Linked DNA regions of Homo sapiens: region 1 is linked to region 2. The links are chromatin loops, found by intact Hi-C in ENCODE. Cell type or tissue: endothelial cell of umbilical vein. All regions are shown on one strand. Each heading gives the region's core, and the rest is flanking DNA. Links, peaks and the distances in the headings are about the cores only.

Region 1 (5,861 bases), core at 408-5,407, 330 kb after region 2:
AAATATAGTGTTGCTCTACGTTCATTACCATGACACAGTACCCTACATCTGTGTTTAACTACCTTTTCTCCTTTTGAGAGTAGCAATTTGGGTAGTTGCACTGCCAGCCAAATGGCTATTACCTCCGCCTACTTTGAAAAAAAAAAAGCAAACAAACAGGAAAAACAGACTATAAGAAAAACAGACTATAAATAGAAGTATGTATCAATGTTATAAAAAGTGCAATGGAGCTGGCATTCTCTAGGGTTGTGAACAAATGCTTGATTTATATAAAAATACGATCCTCTAGATAGTTTCCAACTTATTATGCAAAACTCCAATTAGTTGTTCTTTTCCTTCTTCGGTGTTGCTTCAGGTTTCTGCTTCCTATTCTATCTCGTTTATGCCTGCTGCTTCCTGAGGCTATTCCTTTTCCACCTTCCTGATCCATAATCATGATCTCAGGTATCATCATCGTCTGCTACACTCTTACCCCAAGTCAGCTATGAAAGAGCTGGATTACCATTGTGTAGAAAAACATATTAACAAATACTTGTGAATGTTAAGCCATATCTAGTTTTCTCTACCTATGATAGGGGCTATTAAATTTCCATAGAGCCCTGTTCTGATCCCTAGAACCAAGCCTAATTTTAGGCGGGAGAGAACCAGTAGGCTGGAACTTACAAACTCACTGTGTGCTAATCTGCTAGCAAGCAGTATGACTGTTGTTTTTAGTGTTGCTGCTGGAACCTTATTGATGCTACTAAATAAAATCTTAGCCTCCTGATGCAGCTAATCAGCAAAAATTCTAAAGCCAACAGTCACTTGCAGTTGTTACTAGACCCACATTTGCCCACAGTAGTCCACAGCCATCTGTTATTGCTGTTGCTTGTGCTGCAAGGCTATGAAAAGCAGAACAAAAATCTTGCTTCTGTCTGTCTTCCTACTTCCTGTCAGAGCGACCACTTGTAGAAACTAACCAAGAGTTTCCCAGCAAATGGGAAATGTAGTGTGTACCTTTCTAGCCTCCTGAGTTACACAGGAAGCATAGGATAGAAATAAAGCTGAGAATCAAGAGGCAGCTAACCCATACAGTACATAACTGTGTCAGTCCAACAATTTCCTATATTTAGGTTCATTTTGATAGGAGTGTTTTTTCGTTTTCATTTTTCCTTACACAACATAGATCCTGGATATTATTTAGAAGATAGGCTGTTTATTGAGATGCTGTTGAGTAGGCAAAATACTAAACTCCGTAGGTCTAATCAATATAATAATCTGATACTAAATGCAATAAATAATCCCAGATACCTAACCTTGAGTGGGAAGGCTGAAACTGGCTTTTGCAATATATATGTATATTAATTTGGTCGTCCAAGGGATTTTCAGTTAGTCTGTATTTTCAGTTCTCTTTGTAAACTGGAATTATCTAGAATAATAATTTGAAACAAAACATTGAAAGCACCCATCAAATCTGCTGATGTCTAGGCTAATGTGTGAAGAATAATGTGTGTGTGTTTGTGTGTATATTAAAGAGAGAGAGAGAGACCAACAAGAAAAGCAAAGGACCTATAATTGATAATATATTCAAACTCTAATCGAGATAATAAATAAAAGAAGTTTATATTACAGCTAAGATACAGTTTAGCTAGAATATCAGGTCATTGTTTCTTTCATGTTAATTTTGGGAAGCTGTCAGTGAGAAGTAGTGATCAAACCCTGCTCAATAATCAGGTAATCCCAGTGCAACAGTAGCAGAGAATGTGGTCAAGCAGTTTCATCTTGTTTCTATAACCAAATCTCTGCTTTACTGGGATTGAGATTGTTAGAATCTGCTAGCAGGCTATTTTCAGTCTTTTCCAAATTATTCTTTCTTCTGAGGGAAAAAAAGCCTATTTTATAAAATCCTTAATGTCATAACCATTGTGGTCATATAAGCGTTGCTTCAACTATTTTATCAGTTTCCTCCAAAATGATACCTAAGATTTTAATGCATCCTTTATTATTCATAAAGACTTGAACCTGTTAGGTTATTTGCTTGTCAGTTTAGTAAACATAAATATAATGTGGAAATTAGACATCAAAATTTGCACTGGCCTTAGCAGTCATGAAATCTTTCCCAGTTAAACCTGAACAGGGCTTGATTAAACGAAAGTGAGGTTCGTTAGAACCAAGAAGGACAATTATCATTAGCTTCCAAGAAACTAACTTGGTTATTGTCTTCATTTCCAGGGAGTTTCCTGGTCTGGTTTTTGGACAGGATTTGATCTTCCGCTTATAGATAAAAGTTTGTTAGTCACTGAAAAGGAAGAACTGACGAGCGTGGAAAGATGGACAGGCTTATGAGATGTGAAAAGGGCAGGAGTTTGTGCAGAGGCAAACTGCTTCCAGTCCAAGAAAACAACAAAAGTCATATTTTGTCTCACTTCCTTTTTCTTCATCCCCTTGCTTCTTGTAGTATGACATTATTGGTTAAAAACACAGAAATCCAACGACCTAAATTTACATATTCTATAATGGTTTGTAAACTTAGAAAGTGAATTCTTCTCTCCGTGCATGAGAACTTTATAAAATGCAGACATCATAGCACCTACCTCATAGATTTTTTTATGAAAGTTAAGGCAAAATGTAAGCATTCTATAAATATCAACTCATTTCCTTTTTTGTCCTTTCTCTTTCACTTTGCTCAGCTGTTACTGTTTCCCTATCAATTTGTGCTCCCTGGTTTTACTCATTGCAGTTTTCTTCTTTTTCTTTCTCTGTTGTTCCTCCTCCTTCTTTCTGCTTCTCCTCATGTGGGTCTTCTAGTCAACAGTTTCCACTTTTCTATTTCCCTCTCCTTCTGCTTCTCTTCATGTCTTTGTCTCTGACCTTCTTGCTTCTCTTTAATTCTCATCTTTCTTTCTCCCCCCATGTGCTCTCTGTTCTCCACTCGCACAATAACTTGTCTCATTCGCCATGGCGGTACTTACTTTATCTTTAAAAGAACTTGGCAGTGTTATTTGTCTATCTTGTTTATTATCTCATTAATTTGCCTTCGTAAAACAAATGATGTGGGCCAGCTGTGGTGGCTCACGCCTGTAATCCCAGCACTTTGGGAGGCCGAGGGGGGCAGATCACGCGGTAAGGAGTTTGAGACCAGCCTGGCCAATATGGTGAAACCCAGTCTCTACTAAAAATACAAAAATTAGCTGGGTGTGGTGGCGCGTGCCTGTAGTCCCAGCTACTTGGGAGGCTGAGGCGCAAGAATTGCTTGAACCCAGGAGGCAGAGGTTACAGTGAGCCAAGATTGCGCCACTGCACTCCAACCTGGGCGACAGAGCGAGACTCCACCTCAAAACAAACAAACAAACAAAAAAACAGATGATTTGTTTCCTTGCCTGGTGATAAGGAAAAACAGAAAATTCAATATAGATATTGTAAGTGTGCAGTCTAATGATTATACAGAGCTAATCATTTAAGGATATGTTTCTTCTGAGCCTAGAACAGCCTCACAGGGCATTGATCACTTACGTCAGTGCCTGGGATCACCATTACCTACTTACCAAGAAAAAATTGGCTCCATCAAACCGTAGTTTCTGCTTTTTCCCAGAATGACTTTCCTGTTTATCTACATAATGAGAAGATTGAGGCCACAAACCTTAAACTACACCTCATTTAGTTCTGTTTATTTCTACTTTCATATCTTTCTTCCATTATCTTTTTCTTTCCTTTCATTTTAGAGAAAGTTTTCTTCACCCTTATTTCCAAGCTTTGTCTTGCCATATTTTTATATTCTTCTCATCCATTACTTTCTTGTCAGTCTTTCCTTTTCTTTTCATAATCCTCAAAAATCTCCCGTCTAGGATTCTTCCTTCAATTTTGAAATATACCAGCCTCTTAAAAGGTCACTTGGTTTTATTGTCTTTATCAATCATCAAGTTATCCTTTCATGAATAGTTATTCATACATGAATGGCCTCTACATGCTACTTCCACCTCCTCTCAGCATATTCTAACACTGCAATTTTATTTCTTCCATTTGTCCAGTGAATCACCAAGTCCAGTGATATTTTCTTAGGCCAGATCCTCCTGGACTTTCTACAATTTGATAATTTTTTTCTAGATTTCACTTCTTAAGAGAATATATTCAAGAAGTAAGAGGCACACAAAATGGAAGCTAAAATTGTTCTGCATTATGTAATTGTTTTTAGTTTGTAATATGGAAATAGGTAAAAGTCCTCTTCCCTTCATCTTTCAGACTAACCTCCTAGAAATAATCTTCTAGCATATTAATGTTAATTCCAATAACTATAGCAATTTAGTTTCTTTAGTTTCTAGTAATTCAGTTTTTTTAAAAAGCTGGAATAAACATCTTTTAAAATCTTTATTTGAGTCTTTATATTTATCATGTGTACAAATATATATGCTATTTTAAGTGTAATATATAATTTATAATATATAATATACATATTATATTACATATAATATGTAATTTATTTTTTAACTCTCCCCTTTTGCTGATTATATTTTCAAGCTTATCTTTTATTTCTTCAGATATATAAATCATACCTATAATCTATGTCTAACAATTTATGTCTAAATTGTGAGAGTCTGTATCATTGGCTTTTTGTTTTAGTTGTTTTTTTCTTATGGTGCTTAGTTTCCTGCTGTGTTTGTAAATTTTCAAGACTCTGAGTTCTCATTTTCCTTGAGAACTTATGTGTGAAGATTCTTTAAGACTTGATTTATAGATAGTTTCTCCAGAAAAGAAATTGTGTCAGAGACTGGGGAAAACTATCAAATAAAGGCCACGTTATTTCAATATTTTTGACATTGAAAAATGTTTATGGAAATATAAGTTACCTGTAGAAAAGTGTGTTAAGTCAAAAATTGACCTTATGAATTATTAAAAGCTAAAGACACTAATCATTCAAGTAAAATAATGGGACTTTGTCAGGAACCTCCCGGTGCCCATTTCTTCACTTCTTCCCAAAAGTAACTATCACCTTAATATCCAGTCTGCCTGTGTGTGAACTTTTCTCTACAACTTTTTAGTTTTTTTTAATGTTTCAACCTAGAGAAAAGTTGAAATAATAGTAACTTGAATACCCAGTGTTTGTTTCTTAGATCACTGATGTGTCAGCATTTTGCAGGTCCAGGGCTTTACCTTCTGTAAGTTACCAAAATCCACTTGGCAGGGTCTAGCAGAAACTTTAAGGGTGAAAGAGTATTTGACACTAGGTTACATCTCAGCGTTCTGGGTTGTACTTCATTTTGAAGCTCTGTGTTTTTCATACTTTGATGTCAGTTCAGTGTTGCATTTAGAATGACTTTTTAAATATATATTTTATACTGCATTATTGTTTCATTGGAGGGTTGTGCAGAATATCTAATCTACCATATTGTTGAAGCAGAAGTTTGCTAGATTTTAGATGTAATTATATAGACATTGGTTTAGAGAATTAGGAGAAAAACATATGAGTGGAAATCATAATGGATGTCAATACTTCTGAAATTTAAAAGGACGAGCCACTGAGTTCTTATTTATTATAAAGAGTGCCGACAGACTAGGCTGGGGAGAATAAATAACCTTATATGTATGGTGAGCCTATCTAATGTGTTGTCTAAGTGAGACCATTTTGAAAGTGAAGCGACACTGGTGATAATTACTCTGATGGGAAAAAAAAGGCGTAACTTGTTCTTGTCTGGGGCAAACTGAGATATGCAGTTGCCCTAAGTATAGGTTACTATACTTTTTAAGAAATGACTTTGAAAGTAAAAATAAAACCAGATATGTGTGTGTGAGCCTCTTCTTAATGTCAAAGTCTTTATTGAAGGCATATGCTAAGTGTGCAGATGCCAGCATTCGCAGAGCTTCATGATAACACTCGTGTAAGTACA
Region 2 (5,861 bases), core at 362-5,361:
TTTAATTGCAAAGAAAATCTTTACCTTTTTCTTTCTGACTTGAAGCAGGTCATCAGATTGTCAACAGCTGCACCTTTCCTCATTTTGATGCTTATTTACCCCCTTTATTTACCCCCATAGCTACTCCCACACAGCTGAAATAAATGGGTAATTTATTAGAACCCAGCCTCTTAATTAGTTATACACCTTTAACATTGGCTTGAATCTTGGAGGCCCATCCCAGCACCCACATTGGTTCCAAGATTTTCAGCCTAGTGTAGTGGCTATAAATAGCTCATTTCTATCTACACTTAAGTTTTGAAAGAAGGAAAGAAAGAAAGAGAGACAGAAAAAGAAAGAAAGAAAAGAAAGAGAGAAAGAAAGGTTGCTGTAGTTAGAGTCAGAAGAAGAGTTTGTTGAAGAAGTAGAATTTGTTGAAGTTGTTAATTCTGGTAATAACTGCTAACCAGCTGCTAGATAGAAAATATGAAGAGAGAAAAATCGAGCCCTAGGTCACCATTACTTCACTGTGCCTCTGACATTAGCTCTTCCCCCAGGATATACATAGTAAGTAATTATTTTATATATTTCAATTTATTGAGTGTCTAATATACGCAGCAAGCTATCTCAAATCTTCTAATTATGTATTTTTGAAATGAAGAAACTGCCTATCAGGTTAGGTTTGGTTAAATAATGTGTCCAGAGTCCCTTGTACAGTAAATTGTGGGGTCTGGTGTTTCTTCCTAACTGTAGGGACTGTTCTCTTTCCAGGGTGCCTCACTGCTTTTATCCTCAAGTGATTTACTTTAAATCATTTAAAGCAGATCAACTTTGTATCCAAGTGGCTGATTTTAAAAATGACCCATCACTTATCGTATCTGCTGCAGCTCCCCCAACCCCTCCTCAAGCCCAGGTAGCATCAGTGGACTCCTCTTTGGTTGGCTTTCTCCACTACTCCACACCTCCCTCCACCTATTGGGAAGGTGGCCTTCCTTGAAGGTATCATGTCATCGAAGTACTGCTTCCATTAAGTCATAAGTCTACTTAGAGTTGCCTTTGTTCAGAACAAAATAGTCAATTTTTGTGCACAGTATAAAACGAGAGAAGGCCTCGACCAAAACTATCTCCATAGAAATTTCATCAATAGAAATTTGCTCCTTTGGCTTTACAAGCCACTTAAAGCTGTTTAATTTGCCTGAAAGGGTTAACACTTGTTGCCACTATTTAGCTTAAACTGAACCTTTTTTTCAATAGTTTTCCTTCTACCAGTAAGCTGAAATCAGCTTTCTTGAGTAAATGTAAGTTTTAATGCAGGGTGGGGTAGGATGGAGTGAATGAGAAAGGGAAGATGGGTGGATGTGGGCTTTAAGGTATTAATGAAGTTCAGTTTTGGAGTAGAGCCCAAAGGGAGAGCAGTTCTAGAACTCATGCTAGTCTCTTGTAATAATTGGAACTTCCAGAGATAGGCAAAATCTGCTGGCTCCTCCAGAGGAGGTAACACAAAACGCAAGGAATGTGGCTATGGCTCAGTCTTGGAGATAAGATGCATCCCAGTTTTGTTAAGGCCAACTAACTACTAAACTCTGGAAAAGTGGTATTACATCCTTGTCTTCAGCCACAGGTTTTTCCCTAGTGAAAACACTTCCAAGTATATTTTGTCTCATTCATTCTAAGTCCCATCTATGTTTTGGTGAGAAATTATTAGGTTGCATGCTACAAACTCCCACACAACCTGCTTTGGGAATTTTCTTGTAAGCACCCTGGGGACTCTCATGAAAGAAAAGTGCAGCACATATAGCTGGCCTCACGCGAACTGGACATTTGTCAGGAAGTGACTCTCTGTTTTTCTCCCTCCCTAGAGCTACATGATTTTTTGTCCCAGCTTCTCCACGTGTGTCTGCTATATTCTTCGGTCTCTGGAGACTAATTTCCTATAAACATTTCCATATAGGAAGCGTAAAAGAACAAAAATTTGTGGTAGTTGTAGTTGGAGTGTTATAGGACTTGTACAGAAGCTGCGAGCTGACTGTTTTAAATTAGACCGTGTATTAATTTGGGATGGATTGTAGGGGGTTTCAGCTACCACTGACACACCATCACACGTCCCTGTGAATCTGGCCTGTCTGTGAAAATCCTGGCAGATGATTCAATGTGGCCTTTCAGTGTCTCAATTCCAAATTCCTAGACCAGAGAATAGTTGCCCAGCTTCAATCTCTCATCAGTGCTCAACCCATTATTAATATTCCCCTCCTCTTCCAGCATAGTGTTTTGGCCCAAACCAAGAAAGATGCAAGTGAACAGCTTTCTATATATAATAGAGAAACTTGGAGCCCTGTACTGTCCCAGATGTTATCTTATCACCTTGGTATTTCTTTTTCGTACATGGGAACAACAAAGCATGTATCCTGACTTAGAGTGGAAAGCAAAATAAAAGCACCCATTGGTAATAGCCTTCCTCAAATCCCCTGAACCAGACATCTCCCATTTCCTTTGACTAAGCTCATTTCCTGACAGCCAGCCATCTGCCTTTCAGGACTCTTAAATTGTAGTTTACTAAAAAACAAGCAGCTATGTACACTCCCTCTTCACTTGCTGACATCATCTTTGGAAGGTAATTTCTTAGAGTTTTCATCTATGTGAATTCTTTGATGTGATTAAATTGTATACACACACGCACACAAACACCATGAATGTAGTTTAAAGAATAACTGTTCATAAAACTTTAAAAAGTCTAGAAATTGTAAGCAAAATTAAAACCCTTTTTATTTTCAGGCCTTATTTTTTGTTATTTTATTTTGAGACAGTTTCGCTCGTGTCGCCCAGGCTGGAGTGCAATGGTGTGATCTTGGCTCACTGCAGCCTCTGCCTCCCGTGTTCAAGTGATTCTCCTGCCTCTGCCTCCAGAGTAGCTGGAATTACAGGCACATGCCACCACGCCCGGCTAATTTTTGTATTTTTAGTAGAGATGGGGTTTCACCACGTTGGCCAGGCTGGTCTCGAACTCCTGACCTCGTGATCTGCCCACCTCATCCTCCCAAAGTGCTGGGATTACAGGCATGAGCCCCTGTACCCAGCCCAGGCTGACTTTTTTATTTTTGGTAATTTAAAAATTTGAGTCTACTCATAAGGCTGTGTATTTATTGGTGATATTTCTGACAGTTTGTTGTGATACAATTTGAGATGCTGGGCTTCTTCCATTTTTTCTTTCTTTCTTTGCCATGTTTTCGATTTCAATCATTTACCTAAACTTATTTCTTACAACATAAAAAACTGTATTCAGAGCTCACTTTTTTGGATTTCCTCTTCTAAATAAAATAAGACTACACTCCCGCCCCTCTTCCCCACCACCGCCCCACTCCCGCCCCACTATCTTCTGTTTGCAGTTTAGGCCAAAATGTGTGTGATCATTAAAAACAAAAACAGAACTAAACCTCGCAAGCAGGCTGCAGCTCTGGCTGGGTTCCAGGATTCCATTAGCCAGACAATGGGTGGCCCCAGCTGAGCCAACAGGCAGCCTGAGTGTTGTGGGAGGAAGCCTATCTTGCCCTCTTTGGGTGTCGGGCTACCTGAGCAGGGTCTAAGGCAGGTTGAAGCTCGGAATGGGGTAAACAGATTGTTTTGCAAACAGTTGGTAATAAACGTTTAGCATGGCCTGTACTACTTATATTTGCATTAAAAATCAATTAAATTTGGTAGTGTGCATTTAATATTCTATTTTACAAGTTTATTTTTTTCCTCTTAGAATTATTTAAATAAAACTGCAACCAATTTTGGAATAACTACAGGAGAGCAAGAAATAGCTTAGCAGAAAGCTAAAAATAGATATATTCTTTTAGTTTCTTTCTTATTTCCAAAAGACTTAGCACTATACTTGGGATTATAAAGACTAAAACAAATAAAACAATAAAAAATGCAAGGATTAGCATTTCATTGCATTAAATAAGCAACTGCTGCCTTCTATATTTGGATTTTGAATCTCTCAGCAATTTTGTTATTACTCTGTATGAAATTACCACAAGTGAAGAGGACTGACATCTGATAAATGTACAAGCCTGAAGTTATATTTTTGAGAGGACATTTTAATTTAAAAAACAACACATGAAAAAGTCTTTAGTTTACCAAGCACTTTGAAGTATGTTATTTCAGTTACTCCTCCAAATAACCGACACAGTCTCTAGAAGGTACAGTCCACGAAGACAGGGATCTTGGCTAACTAATCATGGCATTCATAGACCCCCCCCTGGAGAAAACCTCTGAGTTCCACTGAACTGTAATGTGCCAAGGTTGTACTGGTACTTCACATACAGAATTTCATCTCATAACAGCACCTCCCAAGAACTCTCTCTTCACCCTAAATTGAGAATTTTAAAAATCACATTTTATAGAAGAGTAAACTGAAGTTCCTATAAGACCTCCCATTCTTAGCAAACTTTTTTTTTCTTTTTTACTCAAAGCCACCATAGCACAAAAAATTATATGCTTAAAGTTATGCAGCTTCTAATTGACAGATCTAGGACATCTATCCATATGTTATGTCTCTAGCTACAGTCCTCTTTCCACCAAATGTCACCTGTTATTGTAATTTTTTTAATCCATCATTATGCAAACACTGAGGAACAGGGAGACATCATAAGCCTGGGCTGGAAAAGAGAGTTAGCTAAGTTGTGGAATGGACCTAAGTGTCCATCAACAAATAAATAGATAAATAAAATGTAGTACATATGCACAATGGAAAACAACTATTCACCTTAATAAGAGAGAAATTCTGTCATTTGCAACAACAGGGATGTACGTGAAGGACATTATGCTAAGTGAAGTAAGCGAGGCACAGGAAGAGAAATACCACATGTTCTCACTCTATGTGTAATCTAAAACAATGAAACTCATAGAAACAGAGAGTGGAATGGTAGTTAACAGAAGCTGGGGGCTGGTGGAAATGGGGAAATACTGGTCAAGGAAGACAGTGTTTCAGTTAGGAGGTATAAATGTTTGATATGATGGATATGTTAATTGGCTTGATTCAATCATTCCATATGGTATCATAGCATCACTTTGTAGCTCATAAATATATGCAGTTATAGATCATCAACATTCAATCAAATAAAATAAAGTAAAAAATTTAGGGTTTGCTTCAGGAGGTTGACAAGGGTCTTGAAGGAAGACTCACAATCCCTCCCAGTCAGATTAAAGAGGGTAGAAAGTAGCATACAGCCCCCAAATTGTCATGGCTAGCAGCAAAGTGGAAAAACAGGATCCAGATTTTCAGGATCCCTGTGTTTTTTGTTCATGCCTGCCCCACAGTTCTTTCCCTCTTGGGGAAATACCTATTTTTTAAGGTCCACTCCTTTGTCACCCTCCTCATTCCTCGTCTCCTCACCCTTTAAAGGGCTACTTTTGATCTCAACCTTTAGAGAAAGGTAGAGCATGCTGGCTTCTGGAGCTTAGAACAAAAGGTTAGCATCTAGGGAGACAGATTCAGAGTTCACATGTACCAACAACATATGCTGACTTGGATATTTTGGGTTTCAGTTTAAGGAGATGTCCTGCAAACTTTACACAAACACCCATTCTAGGTTATTTCTATCAAGTGAACTTGAGTCAGGCAGGGGAGGGCAGTGCTGAGACACCAGGAGGAAAACAGCATGCATGGGGCAAGGCAGACTCTATTAGAAGTAAACAGGATATGGGTGACCTGGGAAACATCCCCAAAACAGCATGTTTAGGCACATCTCTCACTAAGCTTTGAACTTGCAAAGACAAAAGCTGGGTTGCCCTTTAAGGAGAAGAAAAAAAAAGGAATACTCTTGTTTTCTTCTCCATACTTGTTTCTAAAGGAAATATATTGATTGAAAAATCTCAAAATCCTTCCTGTGTGATAATTT

The links. Hi-C counts contacts between places; a loop is a spot of excess contacts. Peaks named below come from ENCODE experiments on the same cell type or tissue, not always from the same donor. Only the 100,000 strongest peaks of a DNase experiment are listed, where the experiment ranks them.
Region 1: a loop joins it to region 2, with 4 times the contacts of the local background. A loop is called at or near these places in 1 of 110 quality-filtered maps.

What each region holds. Positions count from the first base shown.
Region 1 is chr7:13,055,270-13,061,130 of GRCh38, forward strand. The region is part of intron 2 of LOC105375158 (a long non-coding RNA gene); the gene reads left to right. Among named protein-coding and RNA genes, the nearest start is that of ARL4A, 370 kb to the left of the region's middle. RefSeq lists enhancers at 2,432-2,531, 2,662-2,721. In endothelial cell of umbilical vein, for the core only: no CTCF peak of the experiment used is centred there; a DNase peak (open chromatin) is centred at 2,322; H3K27ac peaks cover 1,268 bases.
Region 2 is chr7:12,725,870-12,731,730 of GRCh38, forward strand. No RefSeq gene overlaps it. Among named protein-coding and RNA genes, the nearest start is that of ARL4A, 41 kb to the left of the region's middle. RefSeq lists an enhancer at 3,235-3,758. In endothelial cell of umbilical vein, for the core only: no CTCF peak of the experiment used is centred there; DNase peaks (open chromatin) are centred at 1,812, 2,452 and 3,442; H3K27ac peaks cover 2,761 bases.